2 separate regions of the Homo sapiens genome follow, and region 2 is linked to region 1. Evidence: chromatin loops called from intact Hi-C (ENCODE). Cell type or tissue: heart right ventricle. All regions are shown on one strand. Links, peaks and the distances in the headings refer to the core of each region. The heading gives the core; the rest is flanking DNA.

Region 1 (11,997 bases), core at 3,998-11,997:
GTCGAATTATTCCCAGCAAGCAACATGACCAGGGTTCCATATTGAAAGACCACCCCGACAGGTTCAGAGCAAGGTGAGGCTGGGGCAGAGGAGACCTAAGAGATTTCTGCAACAGCCAGGTAAGAAATGAAGAGAATCATAGCTGAGAGGCTTGCTTGCGGGCTGCAGAAGAGTGGGTACATCGGAGAGACTCGGGAGCTGCATCTGGAAGAGTCTGGTCCCTGACCCATCTGGGGGTGCAGGGGCTGGCAGGTGTTCTTAGTCAGTGCATCTTTCATGGTACTTAAGAACAGTTCTTGAACAATTCTCCTAACCTTGTTTGTACTGTTAGTTTGCCCTGAATTGTAACCCCAGAAAAGACTTTTGTGACTTTTCTGGTCCAAACCAGGCAGGAGACAAACTGGGACCAAATTAGTCAGGAGACTTGCTCGAGGACACAGCCTGTGAGAAGCAGGCCAGGCTCCAGCCCGTGTCTTCTTCGCGTTGTGTTTACCCGTCATGTGAAATGCAGTAGGACTGCAAACCTGAATAATTTTGTCGATAGATGGCATTTTTGCGTAAAGGCGTCTCTTATTTTTTACGTGGATACTCTTTAAAATGAAAATCAAAAAAGTTATTCTGGAAGTAAACTGGCTCATGAAATGACAACATATGGTGACAGCATTTCGTCTTATTCAACCTAGAATGTCATCTTAGTTCCCGGATGATAAGGGATATTTGGAATGAGGTATTTATTTTATGTTGTAGAATATTGGATAACTGCCACAGTACCGGGCATATAGTGAGTATTCACAAAACATTGGTTGCGTGAAACGAATTGTGTGAGTCACTTTTTCTTGTATCTTATTCAGAACGATGCTTCAGAGGGCTTTTGTGACTCACTTGTCTCCAGTTGCTGATGCAGCTGTAATGCTGTTAGACACAGGGATCAAATGAACATACGCTGCTGTTCGTGGTTTTGGGGGTTCTATTTTGGGGAGTGCTATGTCTGTTTTTAGTTTCTTGAAACTGCCTTTTATGCACAAAACCGAAGTAGACTGAATCTATAACTGCAGAGCCACACAGAATCTGGTGCGTCGTGTTTCCTGTCCAGCATTGCCACTTCCAGGTTTTTCATCTAACTTGAATAAAACATGTTTATTTTTTACAGAATTTCCACAAAATTTTATTTTTGAAGTTGCTTTTCAGAAAATCTGTTTTTAACTGGTAAAATACATGTCACATCTAAATACACAGTTCAGTCATTTAAGTATGTAAGTTGCGCAACCAGTCTCCAGAACTGTTTCATCTGAAATGATGTGTTTTTTGTTTGTTCGTTTGTTTGTTTTTGAGACGGAGTCTCACCCTGCCGCCCAGGCTGGAGTGCAGTAGCACAATCTCGGCTCACTGCAACTTCCGCCTCCTGGGTTCAAGCGATTCTCCTGCCTCAGTCTCCTGAGTAGCTGGAACTACAGGCGCGTGCTACCACGCCCGGCTAATTTTTTGTATTTTTAGTAGAGACGGAGTTTCACCATGTTAGCCAGGATGGTCTCCATCTCCTGACCTCATGATCCACCCACCTCGGCCTCCCAAAGTGCAGGGATTACAGGCATGAGCCACTGCGCCCGGCCGCAGTGATGTTTTTTGAAGGAGTTCTGTTAGAATTGAAAAGGTAGGAAGCTGGAGGCGCAGTGTCCACAAATGTAACAGAGTGTCTTGGTGTCAGGAAAACACAGCAGGGCACAGGTCAGGCATGTGGTTTGGGCAGCAGCAGTGGGAGCAGGGAGCAGCTCAGTGGTAGATGGGAAGGCAAACTGCTTAGGAGGATGCCACACTTAGGAATGAGTTTCTTTAGGCGAAGTCTGCACGTGCCTGGTTTACCTCCAGTAAGTGGGGCTCCAGCATAAAGGTGAAGGCTCTGGATCACAGCCAGCAGACTCTTTGTGCTGTGTAAAGGGTTGGCGGGTAAATGTTTTAGGGTTTTTGCAGGCCGTGGGATCTCGCTCCCAGCTGCTCAGCTTAGCCACTGTAATGCAAAAACAGCTGTAGACAGTAACAAAAGTGAGTGTAACTGTGTCCCAGTAGAAGTTTTAATGGGGGATTTTGGCCAGTGGGCCGTAGTGTGCCGACCCCTGCCCTGAGTTACAGATGTAAGTGTTTCTGTTTTGGGCCTGGTACTACGACTGCTGTTTCCTCTCAAGTTATCCAGTTTTTGAAAGTACGCTTTCTCCGCAGTGAGATGGGAGCAGTACCTGTAAAACCTGTGCCTGGCATGCGATGACATGAGATAATCTGTAAAATGCCACTCGGAAAGTAGAAGTTACTGATGTGTTTTTTGTGAGCGGTGACTCTGAAAACTGGCTTTTAAATCATAGTTCGTTCATGGGTTCCCGTGTTTAATGTAGTAGCCAACTTAAGACTTACGAGAGGGCCAAACCACCGTCACAGACACCCGAGAGGACGCAGCAGAGACAGATGTTAATTTCTCTGTCCAGTAACGGGATGGCTTTTCCAGGATTTCGGGGGACTGTGTTCCTTGTCATTGAGGGGTCCAGGGTCTTCCATTTTGCTTTACTGCCGTCTCCTGTGGCATTGTCCTTCACCGGTCAGTAGCGTGGCTGCTGTGCTTAGGTGACAGACAGCTGCAGGAGAGGAAAGAGCCTGGAGACACAGAGCTCAGAGCCAGGTCTTAAGCACAAGCCAAAAGGGGAGCGGGTCTCTCACTCACACTCTGCTTGGGGGGGTCTTGGTTCACACCTAACTGGACAGAAGGCCCGATAGCCGGAGTCAGACCACAGTCTGTCACCACAGGGGAAGGGGGACAGATACATTGGCGATGAGGTCGCAGTCTGTGCGACGTGACGGAAACAAATCCTTACATCCCAAAGTGAGTCCCCAGCAGGCTTTCCTCTCTTTGGTGGACTGGGTTTTTGTTTCTCAGGTTTCAGATATAAGGCGTCCAAATACCACTCGCGGAATTCTTAGCGTATACCAAGGTCAGATGTTTAAGAAATGCTATTGCACAATGTAGTTTAATTGACTTTTAGGTTTAAAAGCTCCTAATTTGAGATTCAAATAGGCTTCTAACAAGTATTTCCATTCGTAAGAATCCTGGCTTCTTAGGAATCGGTCACCTGTATTTGTAGTTTTGGTTTTGCTGTATAGTAATTTAACATTATATACATTTATAGCTTTACATTATATAAGGAATTTATCATTTAACATTATAAATTGTTTATAATTTAACATTATATAAATGCCGTAATTTGGGGTGTCCTTAGATATTTGCCCTGAATTTGTCTCTCCTAGAAAATCATTCTGGCTGTAATCGTAGATACAAGGACTTGGGAATCTTCTCAGAGTATAAACCAGCAGATCAGTCCAGATGGAAACGTTTCCCTTAGGGTTCCTTCCTTTAAATTTGTGTTATATGGCTTTTAGTTCTTCCTCTGCCATAACAGGTGAGCTTGGGAATACATTTGTGATTAAACTTACATTTGGGCAGGTATGGAAGTGTCTTGTGATTAGTTACCAAAGCTTAACGTGACCTTTAAATAAGGAACATAATTAATGGGCTTCCAGTCAAATATATCAATAATTTGAGGGAAGAATCTTAAATTGCCAGGCATTGCCTCTCCCCACTCCTTCCACCCGTTGGGGCTGGCCTTGAACTCCTGGGCTCAAGTGATCCTCCTGCCTCAGCCTCCTGAGTAGCTTGGACTACAGGCATGTACCACCGCACCTGGCCGGAAAATCTCAAATTGCATAATGCCACTTTCTTTGGGAAGAAATCAAGCAAAATTTGTGATTCTTGAGTATCTGTATAGATGTATACTTGTGAAGTAGGTAAACAAAGAATAAAAGAATTAAGACTAAACATGCTTTGCCCCTTTTTGTTCTAGGAATGTACCAGTAGTTCACTGAATTGCTGGGGTCACATACAGCCAATGTGGTATATTGAAGGGTTTTTTTAAAATTATTTTTTCTTTCAAATACAAATGAGGTCTTGCTATATTTCTTAGGCTGTCCTCGAGCTCCTGAGCTCTAGCGGTTCCCTTGCCTTGACCTCCCAAAGTGCTGGGATTATAGGCATGAGCCACCATGCCCAGCCTATATCGAATGTTTGACAAATACATTTGAAGCCAGGGCATTTACATTTAAATTGTGGCTTTATTGCTGGTGTTGGCTAATCGTCCTATAGTTCGCATAGTGTATATGGTTCCTAGTGTATATAGTTTATAGTCTAGTCATGGATCTCGGGGTGTAATCCCGCTTGGTGGCATTACAGTGCTGTGGCTTCTCTCAAGTTAGTTTGACATGAGTTATACCCTAAGATAATAACAGTGGTTATCACTAGGTAGACAGAATAGGTTTAATGTTTCTTTTTACCTCTCTGAGTTTTCCTGGTTTCTGCCAGTAAACATGGGTTATGCCGTAAACCTTCCCACTTCTGACACCTGGCCTTCACATCAGCATGGGACACCAGAAAGTGCCTGAATAAGAGCCAGCAAAGAAAAATGTTTTCATTTCTTCTAGTGTAATTTATACTTATGGATCTCATGAGAATTACATTGTTTAGTTAGGGTATGCTTATTTTACATATATGTTTTTTTTTTTTTTTTTGAGACTGCTTCTCGCTCTGTCACCCACGCTGGAGTACAGTGCTGTGATCTTGGCTCACTCTGTCTCCCAGGTTCAAGTCATTCTTCCGCCTCAGCTGGAATTACAGGCGCCCTCCACTACACCTGGCTAATTTTTGTATTTTTAGTAGAGACAGGGTTTCACCACGTTAGCCAAGCTGATCTCGAACTCCTGACCTCAAGTGATTCACCTGCCTCAGCCTCCCAAAGTGTTGGGATTACAGGCATGAGCCACTGCTCCTGGTCTTGTATGTCCATTTTTAATATTTATATATAATTTATATTAACTAACTGGGGTGTCGACACTATGTATCTGGAATTTGAATCTATTTGATAGTCTCTCCTGCAATTACCTCCTCCCTGGAGACAGGGTTTTTTTTTTTTTTTTTTGAGACGGAGTCTTGCTGTCACCCAAGCTGGAGTGCAGTGGCACTATCTCGGCTCACTGCAAGCTCCGCCTCCCAGGTTCACACCATTCTCTCGCCTCAGCCTCCTGAGTAGCTAGGACTACAGGCACCCGCCACCACGCCCGGTTAATTTTGTTTTTGTATTTTTAGTAGAAACAGGGTTTCACCGTGTTAGCTAGTATGGTTTCGATCTCCTGACCTCATGATCTGCCCGTCTCAGCCTCCCAAGGTGCTGGGATTAGAGGCATGGGCCACCACACCCGGCCAGCTTTTAAATAAAAAATGTAATAAAAAGTTTGTAGCTTTCGGTTGACACATGACTTATACCTTTACCATTAGCCTTTAAACTTTCTCACATCTGTGAAATTTTTGTTGTTCTTATAGCTTATAATTTTCATGTCTCTTTTTCTTTGGTTGAAATCCTGACACAAATAGTAGGATAGCTTGGTTTTATTTAGCAGTTAATGTTGTTAACTATTTCAGGAAAATAAGATGATCCAAAATATGATTATTGCTCAGGTGTGATATATGAGTATGTAAGTACTGTATAGTTTGCAAAGTATAATTAGTTTTGTAATCTTATATGTGAATATGTTGCATTAGAAGGAATATTTTTCAAATGTCAGAGTAGGATTATGAGTGATTCCTCCCGTTTCCAGAATTTTATAATAAGTATATATTGTTTTATAATAATAAAGAAGGTTTAAAAATAGTTCATCGTAAGTGATGTAAATGTTTCTACTTGACGGCATTTTAAGAGTCGCGTGGGTTATGGGCGAGCTTATGAAATGCGGTTTGTAAGACTACTTTTCATTCATGAATCCCTCTATTTCATTGTAGTCAGTCTGTTATAAGACATATGTTGTGGAATCTGTTCAAAACCTGGGGAGGAAGTGCATGAGATCTTATCTTCTTGGCATCAGAAGTGTACTCTTGAAAGTAGAATTTTGACTTTTTGAGATGCCACTGTTTATCCTCCCACCCTTCACAGCTCTCCCTGTCTCCCTTCTCCCAACCCAACCCATGCATACAAAAAGTCAGGGTTTGTGATTTAATTTAGAAATAGAGGCAAGATTAGAAAATGGAATTGTGTGGAGACTTGGAGATCATGTAGCATGCAGCAGATCTGTTCTAGGAGGAGTAGGAAGCTCTGGTTGTGAGTGATTGAAGACCACTGCACTGTTCAGAAGCAGCTGTCGCATCCTCTTCCGTTCAGCACCTGATTATTATGTAGCTTTATTTAATGGTGCAAAATACCAAGTAGAGAACAAGGAACATAAGGGCAAAATTAATGGCTGGATAGCTGTTGTGGCTACGTAATTCTGATCTAAAATTAGTTTAGAAATTACAATTGAAAATGCAATTGTGAAATATCATTTTGAAATACTTTAAAATGCTGCCTAGCCTACTGAAATGTTTCTCAGTTGAGGTACCCATGTAAAATGTGTGCGTACACATGGACACACAAACAGGCTAAGAAAGAAGCAGAGGAGTAGAGACATTTAATTAGTTGAGACAGGTTTACCTCCAATGAAATTTTTCTTTTCTTTCAGTTTGTAGCACGTGGGTGGTCTATGTGTTAATGTTAATAATAAAACAGAAGTTACCCATTCTTAGATTACTTAACTCTACTGTCACTAGTGATGGCTTTCCTGCCGAAGGCGCTCCGTAGCTACATGAAGAGGGCACAGAGAAAATTACTTGAAGCTTTCGAGTCACTTTCACTTTTAAAAGATGCTGGTGGCCTTTGGATCCCACTTTGCCCTGGTGCTTGGCCAAGGCCAGGGCATCTGACCGCCCCTGAGCACATGGAGGAAGAAGGTGGTAGAGGGAGGTGTGGAAATCCACGCTGATGGCCCTACCCTTGCTGGTGCCCTCTGTTGCTGGGACTCAGTGCCCCACCTGCTCACCAAGCAGAAGTGATGTCAGAGTGGTCTCCATGGCCAAGAGAGCAGGTTTTGTCAGGCAAGGAAGGAGCGTGAAGATGCACACTCTCCTGGTGTGGAGCATGGTGCTATCCCCAGCGTGTCTTCCTCGGTGCCAGGAGTGTTGGTATTGTGTGCACATTAAATAGAGGACTTTCCCACTCTTCTCTTTACTCTTATGCATTATCTGACCCAAATTTGGGTCCATGGAGTAAACATACTTGGTCAGAAACTGTGAATAGTCATTTCCAGCATTTAAACCTTTCTTGCTGATGACGCCATTAAAATACGCACATGTGCATGCACACAGCGTGACTGCGGCTGGAGAGGAAGGAGCGTTCGCCTGCTCCCGGGCAGCTGGTCAGGCTGGTGGCCCAGCCGTTTATGCTTGCTCCGTGCTCCAGGGTGTGGCCCCTTGCCCAGGGGAAGAAATGAATGTTCTGAAAGAGCACAGCGTATTCTTCAGTCTGCTCCAAGGTTGATTCCCTCTGGAAAGCTTCCCTGGCCCCCTCACTGCTGTCTGGTCTCCCTCAGGTTTTCCCTGCTGGAGAGGCCTTCCCTGACCCAAGGATATGATGCTGCAGCCCTGCCCTCGCTGCTGTCTCCCCAGCTTCGTGGTTCTCCAAAGCTCTCATCCCCGTCTGACACACTCCTTGTTTGTTGCCTGCTTGCCGGACAGGCATTTCTAGTTGTCTTGTCAAGAACCAGCCCGAGAGAGAGCTGAGAGCCAACCTCGGCTTTGCTGTGTGCAGTGGCTGCGGGGTGTGAGCAAGTTGCTGAACGCACAAACTAGAGTATCCCTGAAAGTAAAACGTGCACAGTAACAGAGCTACCTCGTCGGATTACACCAGTGCATACAGGGTAGGTCCTTGGTATAGCTTCCGAGAGATGTTAGTTGTTAATGTTATTATATAAAATCACATAAATTATTTCACTTCAATGGGAGAGGAGTGGTAATAAGCATTTTTTAAAATTGGGTGCCTCTGAAGGGTGAAAGGGCTGGCTGACAGTTTAAACATGTTGCCTAGAGTTTAGCTAAAAGGATAGTTGAATGATTGTGCAGGGAGGTAGGTTATTTTGGAAATACATGTAGGATGATTACTTTCAGCTATGACATCTTAACCTTTGGATAAATGTTTATTAAGGGAATACATCAATGCCAGGCTCTGCTGTGTGCTGTGAGACCTGCCTTCAAGGCACCTCTGTGGAGCCACGAGGGAGGCGTTTAGAACTCTGAATTCTGAGAATTCTAGTTGATCCTCTTTGAAGGATGCTTTTCCTCTCGTATTTCTGAAGATATTGATCTTCTGTATTTGAAAGTCCCCTTGTCTTAGCTCTTGTTGCCATATTGTTTGGGAGTGGGGGGAGTTGGGGTTAAGGTTGGCTGTCTTGCCTTGGCTGGTCTGCCCCAGACCCCTGCCTGGCTGTCTGGGAATCTGAGGGGTAGGAGGTGGGGGTAGGGATGGGGATGTCTTTTCTGAGCAGGCAAAGGCCCTGTGCAGAGTGTGTGTTCTCTTAGCTCTTGTTTATTGGGCATGACACGTCTCTTCTGTTGTAATGTTTACGTATTGACAGGAGCCACTTACATTGTTGTCTGTGATTAATCTTTTTGTCCTTACCTGTAAACGAGATACAGTATCTACTCATTCATTTATTCAGCAAGTACTTAGAGGGCAATTACTCAGTGCTTGGCACCTAGAACAAAATGAGTTTTGCTCTCAAGGAGTTTAAAATTGTGAGGATTAAATGAGTGTGTTGAGAGAGAGAGAAGTATGGTATCTCATAGCAGATGCTTAAAAATATTTCTCTCTTCTTTTTGTATAGGGCTTTTTAGTTTAGAATACTGTGTTAAAGAACAAACAATCCTACTCATTGTTAATTATTAATTACTTGCATTTTATTTCCACCTACCTCTTTCCACAAAGGATCTGAAGTTTAGTGTATTTTATATATTTCTGTAAATTTTTTTTTTTTGCTTAGAGCAGTGAGTAGATAGATGGATGAAGGAAGGAAAATGAATGAATTTATTATAAATGAGAAGCCAGAGAAAAAGTACTACCAGTTTCCCCTACAATCTACTTAACATAGATAATTTGAGGATGTTTTTTCCCTAATAGGTTGCTTTAAAAAAAAATTAAGTTTTTTGGAGGAGCTTTAGGTTCACAGCGAAATTGAGTGGAATGTGCAGAGATTTCCCAAGTGGCGCCTGCCCCTACACGTGCACAGTCTCCCCCAATATGGACACCTTGTACCAGAGTGGTGGTACCTTTGTTACAATTGGTGAACCTACAGTGACATATCATTATCACCCGAAGTCCACAGTTTACAATAGGAGTCACTCTTGGTGTTGAACATTCTGTGGGTTTAAACAAGTTTATGACAGATACCCTCATATATGTATCATACAGAACAGTTCACTGTCCTAAAAATCCTCTGTGATCTGCCTGGTCATCCTTCCTTCCCCTGTAACCCCTGGCAACCACTCATCTTTTTACTGTCTTCATAGTTTTGCCTTGTTTTGTTTTACAGTGTTATATAGTTGGAATCGTACAGTATGTAGCCTTTTCAGTTTGGCTTCTTTTACTTAGTAACATGCATTTAACTTTCTTCCGTGTCTTTTCATGATTTGATAGTTCATTTTTTAAAAATGCTGAATAGTATTCCATTATCTGAATGTGCCACAGTTTATTCATTCACCAACTGAAGGATATCTTGGTTGCTTCTGAGTTTTGGCAATTATGAACAAAAGTGCTGGAAACGCCCATATGCAGATTTTTGTGTGGACACTAACTTTTCAGCTCTTTTGGGTAAATACCAAGGAGCTCACTTGTTGGATCCTATAAGAGTATGTTTAGTTTTGTAGGAAACTGCCAAACTGTCTTCCTAAGTGCCTGTAGCATTTTGCATTCTCCCCGGCAGTGAGCGAGAGTCCCTCTTGTTCCATGTCCTCACCAGCATTTCGCGTCGCTCCTCTCGGCCCTTCTACTAGGTGTGTCGTGGCATCTCGTTGTTTGAATTTGCATCTCCCTGATGACATATGATGACTTTCACATGCTTTTTTCTACCATCTGTGTAACTTCGGCAAGGTGCTTGTTAAAGCCTTTGGCTACTTTTTAATTGGGTTGTTTTCCTATTTTTGAGTTTAGAAATTCTTTGTATATTTTAGATAAGTCTTATAAGTCTGTGAATATTTTCTTTCAGTCTGTGACTTGTCTTATTCTCTTGGCAGTGTCTTTTGCAGAGCAGAAGTTTTTAACTTTAATTAAGTCCAGTTTATCAATTCTTACATGGAGTGTGTCTTTGGTGTTGTGTCTAGAAAGTCATCACCAAACCCAAGGTTGTCTAGATTTTCTCCTCTGTTTTCTTTAGGAGTTTTGCAGTTTTGCCTTTTGCATTTAGGCCTGTGATCCTGTGAAGGGTAAGGTCTGTGTCTCGTTTCATCTTCCTGCATTTGGATGTCCAGTTGTTCCAGCCCCAAGGGTTGAAAAGCCTGTCACTTCTCCGTGGGATTGCTTTTGTTGGTTGCCTATGCTCTGAAAACTGTTCATATTGCTTCCCTGGGAATTTGACACTATGGAATTTAAAGCTTTACTAGCTTCCCTTCCCCACCCACCCTTCCCCAGAAAAACAAACCCACTCCCTCTTCTTCCCTCAGTCCCCTCTCCAGTGTTTTTCTTACCCTCTTTTTTGAAAGAAAACTTTCAGAATGGTGCCTTTGTGAGGTAGCTGTGAAGTGAGAGTCCCCCCTCAGACTTCATATGAACTGGAGATGGCAGACGTGGAGTCTTCAGCCTCACAGGGGTCGTGCTCAAAACCTAGGGTCCAAACCTGTGGCATTTAACCCCACCGCACTCAACACTGTGTAATGACAGAAACACTGACAGTTCTGAGTGTAACGCATGACCCAAAGCTGGGTTGGGACCCCAGGGCTTCTAGAGCAGTTGCTCTTCCTCCGAGGACTCAAGTGGTGGAGCTGGGCTGCGGGAACCCTTGCTCCCCGCCCACAGCGCCACTGTGCTGTCCCCACTCACCAGGCCTCCACTGTCCCAGCGCCGCTGGAGTCTTTAGGCGGTGGTGGGGGTGGTTGGGTTTTTTAAGTAAGACATTTCTTCATTAAATGCTATACGTTAACACGGCGTTGAATGTCTTTATGTCGAATAAGATTCTACAAAAAGTCAGGTGTAGATGAAAAATATCCTAGAAGGAGGTGAATCTGTAGGTCATATTTGACCCACAGATATACTTTGGCTTGTATTTCTTTTTTCTCTCTTTTCCTTTTCTCTGTCCCTTTCCCTTTCTCTCTCACTTGAACTGGTTGCCAGCACTTCAGTTAGACTTGACACAGAACAGCTGGATTTCTAGCTTCCCTTTAAACCCGGCTGCACTGGGCCTGTGTGGCACGTCCTGGTCCCCCCGAGCTCCATCCCTTCTGGCTTACATCCACCTTGTCCCTGTAAGTTTGTTTTTAATTTTATTTTTGATTTAGTTTGTGCTTTGGCAGTCCCCTAGACTAGAGCTTATATCACGTTCTCGTAGAGACATGTTGGGTCACGTGTGACGCTGGTGTGTGGTCCGTGTTGACTGGAGTGGAGAGGGTGCTGAGAGAGCACGGGCGTGGAGGCCAGAGGGCCATACCTGGTGCTGGGTGGGCCGGGTTTAGAAACACCTTGGGAGAGAAGCCTGGTGGCCGCTTCGTGGCAGGCCCGGGCTGGGACTCTTTCGCCCGCCACGCTCGCCGGCTCGATCTTGTGTTCGCGCTTGTTTCTTCTCTGTACGTGACATTTGGGCTTTCACTGCCTGGTACGGCGCCTTTCACGGGAGCGTTCAGTAAATATTGAGTGCCGTGTGTGCACAGGACCTCATCTGTTTAAAGATGGTTCTGCATGTATTCATCCTGCATCATGCTGCCACGTCTGCCACTTCATTTTTTTTTTGTTAAGGCGATGCCTGGTGCATTCAACTGATTGCCCCAGATCAGATGTTTGTGAAGGGAAGACATGGGAGTTTAGATAGTTTTCGGACTGCAGATAAGGGTCTCCTACCACA
Region 2 (15,978 bases), core at 1,037-9,036, 170 kb after region 1:
CGTTTTTTGAATTTTTGTGCTTTTTGTTGACGCTTTCACTGTTCAAAATGGTCCCTAGTGAAGTGCTGAAACGCTGTGTAGTTCCCTAAGCGTGAGAAGGCTGCGATGTGCCTTATGGAGGAAACCTGTGTGTTAGATAAGCTTTGTTCATGAATGAGCAATAGTGCTGTCAGCCGTGAGTTCAATGCCAACAAATCAACAACATATATTAAGTATGGCATCTTTACGCAGCAACACACATAAAACAAGGTTCTGTACTGACGGGCTGGTGAGTATGTGGTGACCAGAGGCTCGCAGGAGCCCAACGCTGCGTCTCTCCTAGGAGCACTGGTTCCGTATTTGCTATTTCAGTGATCGCGGTGACTTTACAGAACGTTAAGTCCTGTGGCTAATGAGAATCGATTGTAACTGTTTGACCTCTGTCTCCCTGACTGAATATCAGCCCCGGAGGGCAGGCGCCAGTCCATCAGCTTGTATGTCTGTCCTCGTGGCAAACACAATGCTGGTGTAGAGTAGCTGTTTGTGTTCTCTCCCTCCAAGGAAAGAAGGGTGAGAGGGAAGAAGGAAGGGGAGGGGGATGGAAGGCAGAAACGCAGGCTGGGTGTCGGTCTCTCATTCATTACTGAGGCCAAGCTGAAGTTAGCAAGTACAGACAGTTCCATTTCTCACGGGCACCCTGCCACCTACCCCAGCCCCACCCACCTGACTGCAGGTCCTCGTAGTCCTTGATGTCGTTGTCGGGCGTCTGCTCCACCAGCTGCTCCAGCTGCCTGTCCGTCAGGTACTGCACGTCGTCGTCCCGGCTGCGGCGCTGCTGCTCTGCCAGCACGGCCTCCTGCAGGCTCAGGTAGCTCCTGGGGATCTGGGGGACAGTTGGGCGAGGCAGGGTCTCTCAGGTCCCAAGGCACACCTGCCAGCTTGGGCAGATCCTGCCCGGCCCCTGTGGCCTGAGGGGGTGGGACGTTTCCACCCACTATCTTCCATCCTGACCCTCCCTCACCAGGAACCACCGAGCCTTGCCACACAGACATGGGCTTCACAGGAGAGAGGGGGAAGTGAGGACCCCCAACAATGGGAAGCAGGCAGACTGGTTTAAACTGGACCAGCAAGGTACCCACCAGCCGCCCTGCCAGTCGCTGGCAGCCGATGGTGCTGCCCACGTCCTTCATGCTGCACGTGACGTGGAAAATCAGCTGTCGCAGCCCTTCCTGACCTTCCAGGCTCTTGCAGGAAATCTCACTGTGAGCAAAAAGACCCGTCTTTACTCATCATGCCCCACTCCGAGGAAGCGCTGCTGCTTCTCTGTTTCCCTGAGAGGTTTGTCCTGAACGCTGGCAAGTCTGGAGAACTCGTGAAAGACAACACAAGAAGTTTATTGAGGCCTTGCTTTGTGCAAATCACTGTGCTGGGTGCCCCACACTGTGTCGCTTTAGTCTGTCTTCCCAGACTAAACATGGCACTTCACGGAGGAGGAAAGTGAGGTGCAGAGGTACACCGAGACCCCCAAGGGTACAGGCTGGGCAGGCACAGGCTCACACAGGCTGGACTTGGGTTCTGACCCAGAGCCAGGACTCCTCTTATCACAGACCCCATGGGACTTTCTCAAGGGCAAAGCAGGAATTCCTGACAGCCTCATCCTGTATTCCGAGCCAGGCCAATGTGTCCCAGGCTGACCCATGCACCAATACCCGTGGCGCTCTGCCCCGGGCGAGGGAATCTGAGAGCCATCAGTGCAGATAATGCAATATGCAGTGTATTTTACTCCCATTAGGGCACACTTAATTTGCTGAACCTCATCTTCTTCACCTACAAAGTGGCAAACAATCCCCACAACCTGCAGGGCTGTTGTGAAAGTCCAGTGACAGGCAGTCAGCCCAGGGCAATTGGACTTATCTGTATGGACACGTCGTGATGCCTAACTGAAAGCCCCTCCAAACTCTTGGCCCTCTGTGACTCAAAGGCTGCTATCAGGACCACTCAGACCCAATGGAAGGACTGGCCCTCCCTCCCCAGGGTCTGTCCTTGATCAGTGATCAACAAATGAGATGGGCAGCAATTGGTTGGGTGGTGCCCACGTTCAGTCTCCTGGTTCAATAGGCACCATGCATTTTCAGCACTGGCCCTTGGGGCGGGGATGGGGCAGAAAGGAAGCAAAGAGGGGCACCTCCAGGCCTCAACCAGCCAGCCGTCTGGTAGGTCTTCACCCTCCCCAAGGCTGGGTCAGCTCTGTGGATGGCCACCCTTGGCCAGGAAAGGGGCCTAGCCCCACCCAGACTCAGGAGCTCTCTGCAAGCTGATCCCAGGAAAGATCAGCGACTGGCACCCACAAGAAGGCAGGAGCTGCCCGAGGCTGGGCACTCACTGTAAGTGTTTGAAGGTGATGTCTGGGAAGCCTGTGGCCCTGGAGCCGGAGGGGGAGCGGCAGAGTGCCAGCACATAGGCACGCAGCGTTGCAATCCTTTCCACACGGAACTTGGCTTCAATTAAATCCAGGTGCGTCCCGACCACCAGCACCACGGCGTTTGGGGCCTTGGCCTGCAACAGAGAACCCCACGGCTGAGTACTGTCTCTGTTCATGGAACAAGGGACAGGACAGAGCTCCCAGCTGTGCAGGTGCGCTGACCCTGGATGCCACGGCCCTTGCTCAGCCACCAATCTGCAGCCTTGAGACGGTTTGGATGTTTGCCTCCTCCAAATCTTATGTTGAAATGTGATCCCCAGTGTTGGAGGTGAGGCCTGACGGGAGGTTGGGTCATGGGGCCAGATCCCTCATGAATGGCTTGGCACCTTCCTGCAGTAATGGGTGCGTTCACCCTATGTCAGTTCACAGAGGAGCTGATTGTGGAAAGGAGGCTGGCTCCTCTTCCTGTCTCTCCTGCTCCCTCTCTCACTATGTGACATGCTGGCTCCCCTTCCCTTCTGCCATGACTAAAAGCTTCCTGAGGCCTAACCAAAAGCCAACAGATGCTGAAGCCATGCTTGTATAGTCTGCGGAATTGTGAGCCAAATGAACCTCTTTTCTTCATAAATTACCCAGTCTCATTCCTTTCTAGTAATGCAAAACAGACTGCGCTACAGGATGTCAGCCCAGGCAGCACCTGTGCTCCTCATTCTCCGTGAACCTGAGGGACTGTTGCATTGAGGGGTGTCTATGGTGTTCTGTGACCTCCTCCACGGAGGGTGCTGAGTTGGACTTGTGGGGAGGGATTTCTGACCCTTCAGACATGACAGCAGCCATCAGAGGCAGGGAGACAAGGACATCTTTATAACAGGAAGGGAACCCTGCTCTGCTTTTGGATCCAAGGGTGGGGGTTCCTAAATTTAAGGGAAGCGGGGAAATTACATCACCAGCCCTCAGCAGAGGAAGGTTTCAAGTGCCTCACTGTGAAAAGCAAGCAGGACCACGGTTCTGGGGCCCTCTGTGGCAACATAACCCCCTTTTTTTCTCAGTACAGGGGATGCTTGAGGGAAGCGGTGGGACCTGCAAAGCTCTGGGCACTGAAATGGCAGGGCTGGCGTCTGGTGTCCTCACCTCGATGTTGAGCAGCCAGAACTGGAGGTTGGCCACGGCCTCCTCCCCCAGCGCCAGGTTCCAGACCACCACGTACAGGGCCTTGTCCGTGAAGAAGCACTGGTTGACAGTGGCCATGCTGGCCGGTCCCCCGATGTCCCAGACGTTGAACTCCACGGACTCAACCTACTTGAGCAACAAGGCAGCGACAGGGAGGCATTTTAGAGACAAAGGCTTCAGTCAATCAAACGGAGACAACGGATAACTCTGGAGGCTGGACTCGGGGGTCTGAAAAAACAACCGTGGAAAAGTTCTGGACACTCTATTGTTTCTTAGGAAACAGTTATCTGGGCGAGGGACAGGGGCCCGGTGGCATGGGGGTGGGCTTCTGGGACTTCTGTCTACTCCTAGCAGAGCAGAGACCAGGCCCTGGACAGACTTCAGAGGGCCTGGCTCTGTCTGGGCTGCAGATGGGTAGGGGATGCCCTGTGGGAGGAAGCTGTGCTCTGATGTCACGGCTTGCACTGGGGTTCAGCCTCCCTGTGTGCCAGGGCAAGAGGAGGAGATGGGCCTCTGAACTTGTGGGGCTCAGAGGGTGGCGCCCACCAAGGATGCTGGGAAACTCCCTCCCACCCTGTGGGAATCAAACAAAAGATGAGCTGTTGGGCTGCCGGGAACGGCTGTGTAAACGGTGGTTTCTCTATCATTGCATGAGGTAAGAGTCTGGCCCTGGATGCTAAGGCTGCAGTTTTCTACAGAAAGGAGTCATCTCTGTGAGGCAGCATCAGCCTCCAAGACACAGTGTGCTGACCTGGTTTTGTATAAAGATGAAAACAGCTGTTCTCAACTGGCTGAGGCCGGCCACAGAGAGAGCGGCGGGCTCAGCCTTCACAGGATTGTCCTTCCACTAAAGGGTAGGGGGTTTTAATCATCGCAGAAAGGAAGTGGGGGTGAAGGTCAGGAAAAATAGAAGCACGAATTCACCCCTCAGGCCTCAGCTAGAGGAAGCTAAGAGAAGAAATGAGATTGCATAACTGTTAAGAAAAAGGCAAAGCTGGAGAGAATGCAGAGGATTCTGGTTCCTGGAGAGAACCTTCAGACTCGAGTCAGCTAGATTTGCTCCTGGAATGTTCTAGGATTGGCCTAGCGTTGATTGTCGTGTTTGATTGTTCTGGCCCCAACAGGCAGCGCTTCACCCCTTGGAGGACCAGCTTCCAAGTTCGTGTTAGAACAGATGCACAGCTTCAATGCCTACTTTTTCAAAGCAGGTTTGGAAAGTGGTTGTGTGTGGAAGAAGCTGCAGTGTTTGGTTGGCACTGTGCGTGGGAGCTTTGGGGGAAAATCATGGACCATCTGGATCTCAAGCCTCCTCAGTTTTCCACAGTGAAGCAGCCTCTTGCCCCTTGGATCCCGAGGAATCACAGGGTGGCAGAAATCCAAATACAGTTGATGAGGATGGCCTTATCTATGTGTGTTCGTTCCCCGAGCTCAGAGAAAGGGCTAACTGCCCCTGCTCTATTCCAGGGATGGAGTTCCCACCAACAGTCCATGGCTCTTTTCTCTGTTACATGAACAGGAAAATGTTCATTTCCATTTGCCTGGCACTGAATGGAAAGCAAGATGATTAAGAAGTTTATGGATGGACTCAAAAAATTTTTTTTGAATGGAGTCTTGCTCTGTCGCCAGGCTGGAGTGCAGTGGCATGATCTCGGCTCACTGCAACCTCCACCTCCCGGGTTCAAGCAGTGATGGATTCATTTTAAGTAGGGCTTAGAAACAGGACTTTTCAGAACCTGGGGTGAAAGCAGGTGTCAGGGACGGCAGGGTGTTAAGTCCCAGAGTGCTTTTAGCCTCCTCATCAGGGGGCAGATGCTGGTGTGTTTCACTGCCTGCAACAGTGGTTAGCTCTCAGCCCTGGGGGTGCCTTATCCCAGACCACTTGAACTTGAATCCTTGGGGTCAGAGAGCAGTGAGGTGAGGCCTGGGAATTGCTATCTTTAAAAGCCCCTCAAGGGAATCTAACAGACAGCCGGGGTTAAGAACCACTGTCCCAGAGCCTCAAGTAACTATAACAGAAACATACAGGGCAGGTGGATCATTTAAGCTGGGGAGGTTGAGGATGCATCCAGCCTGAGAGACACAGTGAAACCCTGTCTCAAGAAAAAAAAAAAAGAAAAGTAAAGAAAAAGAAAACATCACAAAGTCACATTAAGAAATGATTCGCTGCTCTTGGCAGAAGCTGGTATGGAATGGTACACAGTGGCTCCTGCAAAGGGCCTGAGCTTTGGACACCAGGCTGAGAAAATCCTGGGCTCTCTGGGGAGAAGGGAGAAGGAGTCCAAGGGATGTTCCTCCCACCCACAGGGACTCTGCACGCAGACCATCCTTGACCTTGGCTCTCGAGCCAGCCGGCCTCTGGAGCTCCCACTTGGTGGTCCTGATGGTGGCCTCTCCATGCACCACCTGGGGGGCCCTCCCCGTCTGTAAGATCTCCAGGAGGGTGGACTTGCCCTGGCGCGGGGGACCCACGATGATCATCTTCATCAGCTTGCACTTTTCCGCTTTCCGCAGCTGAGCACGCAGGTAAGACAGCATTGCTTTGGGGCCTGTGCAAAATCATTAAGGGGAAGGGTAGCTGCGTGGGCACATGCTCACATCTCTTAGGACACAAAATCCTGTTGTGAAGGAACTCCTTCTTTGTGTTTTAGTGGGGACAGTTAAGGAAGACTACTGGATCAGGGGGAGGGAAGGCATGACACTAACCACCCTAAAAGCGAACTCTAAGAGGCAAGAACCTATGGACAAAATCCTTGCTGCCCAGGAGGTCACAGTTGTATCACCTGGTCCTTCTCAGTATAGTGACCCTCAGTAACGATTGCTTTAGGGACAATTTTATAGCATCTTGTCAAATCTGGAACCTGGAGCTGGGCTCCATGGGTCACCAACTGTCTCCACCCCCAGAACTTAACAAGTGGACTGGAGTTGTCTTTCCAAGAGGTGATGGCAGGGGACAGGGCTGCGGAAGCCCTACCTTCTTTTTGGATTTCTGCAGGCACATTGCTGATGGTCAGGTCTTCAGTGTCCAGCTGCCAGAGGTTGCCCAGCTGCCCCAGCTCAGGAGGGAGCTCCCGGAGGCCAGGGTTGCTGAAGACAGATGTGTCCACCACGAGAGAATACACACACACACACACACACACACACACACACACACACGCACACACGTGGCTCCTGTCAGCCTCTGCAGCCTGTACCCCAGACCCCACACTTTGAGCCCTGATTTCAACACTAATTCCAAAGGCTTTCTCCTGGAGGATCAGTGATAGAAACGGCAGCTCTGTCTTCTGCAAATCCCCACGGCTTAGAATTGAGTCCCCTCCCCCAACTTTCCTGTCTCTGCTACTAAGTACATCCCCATAAAGATGATCACTACCTCTTCCCGAGAAGGCGATGTCCCTTTAATATTAATATAACATTTTACACTCTCATCAAGCTTTGCACACTGCCTAGAACCCCTGGCAGTAGCTGGCATGCAATGGGAGCTCAGTAATGAAAGGATGAATGATTGAGTGGTTCTCCTCATCACAGCCCAAGTGATGTAGTGAAAGTGTGTATCATTGCATTGCTACTCCGTCTTCCTCTCTCCCCACCTCCTTGATCAAGCCCTGTTCCGAAAATCTCACTACTGCTTCTTGGAAAGTAGATGGCTTCTTTCTGCCTGGCTTTCTGTGTCCCAGTTGGTTTAGGGATGGGCGTTCTGCCTCTCTGGGCCAGCAGAGCCAGCACGGCCCCTCCAGATGTGTACTTACTTTCCCAAGTAGAGCTCTGATAAGCTCTTCAGTAGGCAAACCGAGGGAGGGACTGTGTCGAGGTGGTTGTCGTTCAGGCAAAGGACTTCCAAAGACTCACTTAGGAAGGCCGGAAATTCCAGCACACTTGCTGCAAAGACATGGCAAAGCAGACTGCATTTAAAAATAATTCTGGACCGTCACAGCGTGGTGACCAGGTGGGCGTATAAACTGATGCAACCTCCAGAGGGCATTTTGGCAAGCCTATCAGAACAAAATGCTCACCTCATCGACCTAGCAATTCTCATTCTACAGATAGCTTTGCATGCATGTGTGGCAAAGATGTGAGAATGAGGACACTCAGTGGCAGAGATAGAGGACAATCTACAACAACCTATGTGTCCAGCCACAGGGGGTTGGTTCAATGAGTAATAGAATAATTGCAGCTATTACAAAGTATGGGGCAGGTCTACATATATGGGGGTATGAAGTAATACTCAAGAGCTACCCATCAATTGAAAAGGCAAGGTGCGCCAGGCTGGTGGCTCACGCCTGTAATCCTAGCACTTTGGGAGGCCGAGGTAGGGGGATCACAAGGTCAGGAGTTCAAGACCAGGCTGGCTAAGATGGTAAAACCCTGTCTCTACTAAAGATACAAAAATTAGCCAGGCGTGATGGTGGGCACCTGTAATCCCAGCTACTCGGGGGGGCTGAGGCAGGAGAATTACTTGAACCTGGGAGGTGGAGGTTGCAGTGAGTTGAGTTTGTGCCACTGCACTCCAGCCTGGGTGACAGAGCAAGACTCCATCTCAAAAAAAAAAAAAAAAAAAAAAAGTTCAGAACCGGATATCTAGAAGGCTTATTAGTGTAGCAGAAAATGTGTGCACACATGCATGCACACACACGCATACCATGTATATGTTATATGCACACACACCACACCTGCACATGTGTATGCACAGAGGTTACAGTTGTTAGACAGGAACACAATGGTTACCAGAGATGCACTGAACTCCATAGTTGTCTCTGGGGAAAGGAATTACTAGAGGACTGAATATTTATCCCATGCCCTTTGCTACTGTTCAAAAACGGTGTTTTAAAATATACATGCGTTGCTTTTTCCATGAAAAAAAGCTAGTTAATGAAAATATACCACAGTTGGCTGTTTTTATGCTTCTTACAATGCCATTCTTTGAAAAGCCAGCCAACTGTTTAGTATTTAAGTGACTTTATTAATTAGGCTCACTATGAGATTACCATGAAAATCATGTCAAATTTGCTGTTTCCACGGGCACCAGAGCATTTGAGTTGAGAAAGAGCTTGGAAACGCACACTGATGGGAATCAGAGGTTTGGATTTCAGCAGAATCTCTGAAGTGCCTTTATCCTCCCTACTAAGGCCTGGAGAGGGGGCAGGACAGCATGCCTGGGAGCTCGGAGAATTCAAGATTAAACAACTGCCTCAAAGCCCTCTCATAGGGTTCCCTGCCAGACATGGAAAATAGAGAAGCCGGAGTTCTTTTGTTGGGCTGAAACCAGGCTCGGTTGCCCTTGATCATAGCTACCCCGCCTCGGCTCTGGCTTTCCTCCACACATGTAGCTGCAATAACAATGGTAATGGGTAACCTGGCCTCTGAGAACATTCAGGGAGAGCCGATAATGGAATACCAAAACCAATGCCTGGAAAATCTGCCCAGCTAGCTGTACTGTGAATGGGACTCACTGCAGGGGCTCCTGCGGAAATAAAGGTGCACCGGCCTTCTAAAGATGGCTTTGTATGAGTCCTTGCTAGGTAAGGAAATGTTCAAAAAGCTTCCTTTTTTTTCCTTCAATGAAAAAAGATGATCAATATTAGCCTGCCCTAATTCACATTTTCATGAAAGAACGTCATAATGAGAAAGGCTTACTTTCTCCCCAGAGAACACATTCTAAACACCTGGCCTCTGTGCTTTCCAAACTTTTAAAGTTTCGCTACGGTGTTTATGAAGCCTCTTTAAGTAAGAGATGGCTGGAATAATGAGCTATGATTGCAAACAGAGGCAACACCTGTAACAGACCTCCTGGCCCAGTGTTGAAAACGATGGGCACTGAGCTGGGGAGAACACAGTTCAAGGTATTTAAGAACTGTAATTATTTATTCATAAGTTATTTATGACTCTGCTGGTCTGATTTTTACCGTAAAAACGGCCATCCAAATTATTTTTGGATGAGGCCACTGCACAAATATGACTATTTGGATGTACATAAATCTACTTGGAATTTTACTATCCTACTGCAAACAAGCTGTCTTTTGTAGATAATTCCTTACCCAAGGGTCCATGGCCCTGGGAGAATAACCCTACTGAGGAAAAGGGTTTGCAAAGAGCCGCCTTCTTTTCACTCAGGTGTGGGCCTCAACTTTCTAGATGAAGTTTAAAGAATCAAGAGGCCTTTGTCATCTGCCAAGGCCAAGATTCACCTCTGCCAGAGAACCTCCCAGGGGCGCGGCCCCCTCACATGGCTCCCCAGATGTACTTCTGCGGGCTGCCAGCTGTCACTTTCTAGAGCATTGGTACCGCGCGTAGTCCTATGGTGCTTTTCCATGCATGCCTGTGATTTTCCCCACTGGCGTCTCATTGAGTGCTGAGCCCACTTCCTTGCACACTCCTCCGTGGTCCCAGGAAGGATTCGGCATTTCTAAACTGGAGACACGTTTCTAATCCACACAGCAAGTGGCTTGCGTGACCGAGGTCTACACTAGCTCCTGTTCTCATACCCATCATCCCGCCTGGCATGAAGGAGAAGATGGTGTTTGTTTCCCCTTCCTTCTAAGTGAAATCCCTATGTCTGGACTCAATTTCTACAGTCCTAAGGCTCTTCATTTATAAAAGGATCAGTTATGAAATTCATAATTGCATTTCCCTATTCGTGTGGTTAAGGACCTTTTCATTTGTTTCCTGGCCCTCTGGACTTCCTTTTCTGAAAATTGTTTATATCCCTTGCCCATTTTTTTTGCCTATTGTGTTGTCTTTTTTTTTTTTTTTTTTAAATCAATTTGTAAGCATTCTTTGTATATCAGGGACTTAAGCCAATTTGTGTTGCAACAATTTGTGTTGCAAATATTTCTTCTTAGTCTGTTTGCATTATGACTTGGTTTATGATGCTTCCCACTGAACACAATTTTTGAATGTTTATGAAGCCAATGATTTCAGTCTTTTTAAAAAATTATTCCTGGATTTTCCAACTAGATTTTAAAGATCTCCCTCATAGCAAAGTTATACCTATATTCCTTAAATGTTATTGTTTTCTTTTTTTATACTTAAACCTGATTGTTGTAATCTAGTATCGTGTTTTGTCCCCCTTCCAGGCAGGAATATCAACACCGTTTATTAACGCACGCAAGCATCCTTTTACACTAAGTTGAAGTTCTGCCTTTGTCATATATTACATAATAACAGTCCCCAACCTTTTTGGCACCACGGACCGGTTTTGTGGAAGACAATTTTTCCATGGACTGCAGCATTGGTGAGGGGGACAGTTTAGGGATGAAACTGTTCCACCTCAGATCATCAGGCGTTAGATTCTCATAAGGAGGGCACAACCTAGAGCCCTCACAGACGCGGTTCACAATAGGGTTCGCGCTCCTATGAGAATCCAATGCTGCCGCTGATCTGACAGGAGGTGGCGCTGATGCTCACTGGCCCACCGCTCACCTCCTCCTGTGTGGCCTGGTTCCTAGCAGGCCAGGGACCAATACCGGTTCGCTTCCTGGGGGGCGCTGGGGACTCCCGATGTATTTCTATGTTTACTGAGGTCTATTTTTGGACTCTTTTATCTGGTCCACTGATATTCCTTTTTCAGTCACATATAAATACACACGCTCTTATGGGACAGATCTCTATGTGTATCATACTCAACACACAAGCACACCAGTTCATCCAAGAGCGTAGCAGCGGCAAACTCCCTAGTTCACCTCCTGCAAATGTGTCCTGGCCTCTGTGGCGTCACTCATCCCTACCTCATACTATCTGTACTTGCCAACAACCATCTATCAAACTGAAGAAGAAAGTTGTATTATGTTTAAAACAACCTGGATGTGGGTTCTGGTTTTCTGGGCCAGCATCCTGAGGGATATTTCTGTGAGCAGAGCTGGCTTTGGAAGTTGTAGCTTTGAGGTTAAGAAGCAGAGCTGGTTGTTTAATGAAAGGGACAGCTCCATACCTTCCCCTGTGTCTCACAGAAGATAATGGAACAAAAAGAGCTTGTTTACCTAGATGTACTCTCTGCTGAACTGGCCTTGTTGTGTGACCAGCACAAAAACTAGGAAAGTTCTGTCTCTGTTGAGTTTTGGGGAAGACCACGAGCCCCTGTGCAACCTTGGCCTCACCTCAGCCTGTGGGTCCAAAGGCGGCCGTGATCCATGTGGGCTTTGCAAGATACCATCGTGTGGCAGTAGAGACTTAACAGCACGTAGCTGCTGGTCCAGGGCTGAAGTCCCACAGTCCTGGGATGAAACCTGGCTCTGCTACTGAGAAGCAGCCACACAACCTGGGACAAATCAGTCAGTCCCTATGCCATGGATTGAACTGTGTCCCCCGCCCCCCACCAAATTCATATGTCGAAGCTCTAATACCCAATGTGACACCATTTGGAGATGGGATATTTGAGCTGTAATTAGGTTTAGATGAGGTCATGAGGGTGGGGCCCTTATGATGAGATTAACATTCTTATAAGAAGAGGGGCCGGGCGTGGTGGCTCACACCTGTAATCCCAGCACTTTGGGAGGCTGAGGCAGGCGGATCACTTGAGGTCAGGAGTTCAAGACCAGCCTGGCCAACATGGTGAAACCCTGGATATCTGAGAGGAGGGCGCCAGCACTGTCAGGGGCTAGCAAGGGCCTTCTTCCTGGCATCCTGTATTGTATTAAAATACAAAATTACTATTTGGAGATGGGATATTTGAGCTGTAATTAGGTTTGGATGAGGTCATGAGGGTGGGGCCCTTATGAGATTAACGTTCTTATAGGAAGAGGGGCCGGGCACAGTGGCTCATCTCCAAAAATACAAAAATTAGCCAGGCATGGTGGCACATGCCTGTAATCCCAGCTACTTGGGAGGCTGAAGAAGGAGAATAGCTTGAACCTGGGAGGCGGAGGTTGCAGGGAGCCAAGATCGCGCCACTGCACTCCAGCCTGGGCGACAGAGCGAGACTCAGTCTCAAAGAAAAAAAAAAAAAAAGAAGAGGAAGAAAGACCAGAGTCCTCTCTCTCTTCACTATCTCAGGACATAGAGAGAAGGATGCCAGGAAGAAGGCCCTCGCAAGCCCCTGACAGTGCTGGCACCCTCCTCTCAGATATCCAGCTTCCAGAACTGTGAGAAAATAAGTGTCTGCTGCTGAAGCACTCGGTCGGTGGTATTTTGGTGTGGCAGCCAAGCTCAGACACCCTGGGAGCCTCAGTCTCCCCACGTGCAAAATGGGGAAATGTGGCCCATACCTCACGTTGTGAGGATGAGAAACTCTCACATATGTAACCTGCCTAGGGCACTGCCTGGTGTGTAGATCAGCTGCACATATTAGCTGCTGGCATCACTGGCCTCCACGCAGGAGAGTGGGGCTTGAGGATACTTGCGTGTCACACGTGGGACAGAAAGAATGGGCGCAGCTCATATGCAGGGTTTTCATTTGAACTTGGACATCTGTGGCATTGCAACAGGGCATTGAAGGGGAAGGCCCAAGATAAGGGCGATCCCCACTTTGGTGGAGCAGGAACCAGGCTACCCCGGCTGTCTCATCTGGGAACACCGTCTCCCAACCCACACACACCTGCCTCAGTCCCGGAGCGCTGGCGACCTCTGGTGGTGAAAAAGGCAATACGCTTCGTTTTCAGTCCATCTTCATTTCTGGGGGGAGGAAAAAGAGACAAAATTTGAGGACAGCACGACAAAAGCATTACTTTTGGCTGTGATGTTATAATGCCAAGCCACGGAGATAGGGAGCAATTCATGTGCAACTCTTCAGGGCCTGGCAGGGGCGCACGCTGCAGTGGCGGCTGCCTTTTTCACTGCCCCCACCCCTCCCCGCAGAGGTCCTCCTTGGGGTGCAAGTTCCACCGTGATACTGCAGAAGTGGCCTTCTGCAGATAACGGGGGCGGCTGGTCTCCAGAGGCTGGCTGGGCTCATCCCGGCTTTCCACCTATTGGAAGGCTTTGGGGCTGGGTGCTTTTATTCAATTCCACGTCCATTTCAGTTAGTGATCAGCAGAGACTTTTGAACAGAATTACAGATTGGGCTGAAGTGAGAGACAAGATTCTCCAGCAGACTAAAAATTAAAAATGAGAGGACACCATTAGGGGCTGTTTCCCCCCACATTCCTGTGTCGAAGCCCTAACCTCCAATTCCTCAGAATGTGACTGTATTTGGAAACAGGGCTGTTAAGGAGGTAACTAAGTTAAAATGAGGTCATTAGGATGGACTCTAATCCAATCCGACTGGTGTCCTTATAAGAAGAGGAGATTAGGTCACAGACGTGAACAGAGGCCTGACCGCAACAGGACACAGGGAGAAGACGGCATCTGCAAGCTAAGGAGAGGGGCCTCAGGAGAAACCAACCAGGCCTGCCCACACCCTCACCTCGGACTTCAGCCCCCAGGGCTGTGAGGCAGTGATTTCTGTTGTTAAGCCCCCAGCTGGCGGCTCAGCAGCCCTCGCAGACTCACATGCCACCATTCAGAGGACCTGCTCGACCGTGGCCCCACACACGCTTTGGAACTGGCCAGGGAGGAGAGGCCCCTGCTTACTTGCCAAGTTGGTTTCTGGAGAGATCCAGGGTTTTGAGCTGCCTGCAGGTCCACTTCTCTTGAGGTGGAAGTGCCGCCAGCTGGTTCCCCTGTAACCTCAAGAACATGAGGGCCTGAGAGAGAGAGGGAGGGAGAGAGAAGCTAAGATAGCATCAGATACAAGAAGGGAGGGGAGACTGAAGAGCCAGTCAGTTCCCAACCACGCGCAGTCAAACGATTCCAACCAATTTTCCTTCACGCAGATCCCAGCTGTGTGGGGCCCAGCAGCCTCTTCAAACTCACGAAATGATATCAAACAGTGCGACGGGGCCATCTATCTACAGGAGCTCCTCCCTCAAAGGCAGTGAGAGGCAATTATTCTAGAGTGAAAGGAGCCCAAGCAGCTGTCAGCATTAAGGATTCTTAAGAGTACTGATTACCGGTGTGTCTCTCTGGGGAAAGTGCCAGACTCTGATGGTTTGGAGGACAACGGCTCACGGCTGGTGGGGGTGGCATGGGGCATGCAGTACAGTGCTGGTGTCTGCCACCTCCTGGTGGGTGGCCTCCTGGGCCAGCCCAGGTCTGGGGACGGGGTGGCAGTGCCACCAAGGGTAACTGTCCTAGCCGCATGCCCTCTGCTAGCCGACACAGTCCCAAGCTGGGCCCCTCAGGATTATCAGCATGTCTGGGGTGCCCCTCGTGGGTAGCCCTCCCTCAGCCCTACTGCAAACAGACCCTGCAGGGAACCCAGTCACCAAGGGGGATGAGGGGCTACCTTGCACCTGTAACACGTTTTATTCTTTTTTTGTTATTCTTTTTATTTATTTACTTTTTTAGAGATAGGGTCTCGCTCTGTTTCTTAGGCTGGAGTGCAGCGGTGTGATCATAGCTTGCTACAGCCTCAAACTCCTGGCCTCAAGCAGTCCCCCCATTTTGGCCTCGCAAAGTGCTGGGAGTACGGTTCTGAGTCGCCGTGCCCAGGTCTGAGCCATCATGCCTGGCCCACGTTTTACTTTGCAGGAGTACCTTAGACATGCTATCTCCCTGCTTGAGGACATCACCACAGCCACCAACTATCCCGCCCACAACCAGGGCGGCCTCAGGAGGGCCACAGGCTGTTTGCTGCCCCACATTAAATTCTCTCCTCCTGGTGCTTTTGTCTCCTTCCTTGTTGAAGGGGCTCACGCCACCGCCCACCATCAGAACCGCTGCAGCCAGCCCCCTCCTGCTGAAATTCTATGGAGACCCTGCCATGTGCCAGACCTCAGGGTCCCCCAAGCCCCCACATACCCACCCACCCCTTCCCAGTGTGGAGAAGGAGACCTCGAGCAGACACATTCCCTGCAGGCCCACAGTGAAGCTCTGGACAAGGCTCTGCCTCTCCTGATTTGCTGCTTCTGGGCTTTGGGGGAAGCCAAAAATCCAAGCCTGCTAGTTGTTGGTGTGAAATACGAGAAGACAGACTCAGAACAGGGGCCCAGGGGCTGTGGACAAGGCCTGAAGGCCAGGAGTACCCTGCGAGGAGTATGATGTGGGACCACCCCCCCCCGGGGGCACCCCGCGTGGCTCCTTTCTTCTGAGAAGCGTGAGTCCTGTCCCTGGGTCCCTGGCTTTGCCCTGTGCTTGTCAGGAGCCTAGGACATGATAGCCCATCCTCTCTGAGGATACACATGCTGAAGGGGCCTTCGCTGCCTTGTGGGGGTCGCCGCACACAAGAGGCTGCACCAGGCCTTGGAGGAGTGCCCGTGGGGGTCCTGGCAGTGGCCTGGCAGGACCGGGGGCTGAAGCCTGTGCAGGGTGGCCTGGGCACTCTGCCTGGGGGTCCACTACAGGGCCCCTGGTGAGGCTGCCCTGATGGGGCCCCTTCTGGGGTTGGCCCTGAGCTCCAAGCAATGAGTGTGATCCACGGCCTGTCTGCCTAAGGACCC

Evidence for each region. Hi-C counts contacts between places; a loop is a spot of excess contacts. Peaks named below come from ENCODE experiments on the same cell type or tissue, not always from the same donor. Only the 100,000 strongest peaks of a DNase experiment are listed, where the experiment ranks them.
Region 2: a loop joins it to region 1, with 2.3 times the contacts of the local background. A loop is called at or near these places in 3 of 110 quality-filtered maps.

What each region holds. Positions count from the first base shown.
Region 1 is chr15:101,188,835-101,200,831 of GRCh38, reverse strand. All of the region lies in intron 2 of CHSY1 (chondroitin sulfate synthase 1), which reads left to right. Among named protein-coding and RNA genes, the nearest start is that of LRRK1-AS1, 43 kb to the right of the region's middle. RefSeq lists a silencer at 2,334-2,628 and enhancers at 6,786-7,329, 10,457-11,344. In heart right ventricle, for the core only: no CTCF peak of the experiment used is centred there; a DNase peak (open chromatin) is centred at 7,401; H3K4me3 peaks cover 2,917 bases; H3K27ac peaks cover 6,947 bases.
Region 2 is chr15:101,012,522-101,028,499 of GRCh38, reverse strand. LRRK1 (leucine rich repeat kinase 1) reads right to left here. Exons shown (of 34, transcript NM_024652.6): 11 at 14,072-14,184; 12 at 13,098-13,174; 13 at 7,318-7,447; 14 at 6,543-6,655; 15 at 5,903-6,117; 16 at 3,533-3,697; 17 at 2,363-2,535; 18 at 1,119-1,239; 19 at 703-862. Among named protein-coding and RNA genes, the nearest start is that of LRRK1, 100 kb to the right of the region's middle. RefSeq lists an enhancer at 193-1,392 and a silencer at 12,922-13,216. In heart right ventricle, for the core only: no CTCF peak of the experiment used is centred there; DNase peaks (open chromatin) are centred at 1,139, 1,819, 4,239 and 4,889; H3K27ac peaks cover 2,884 bases.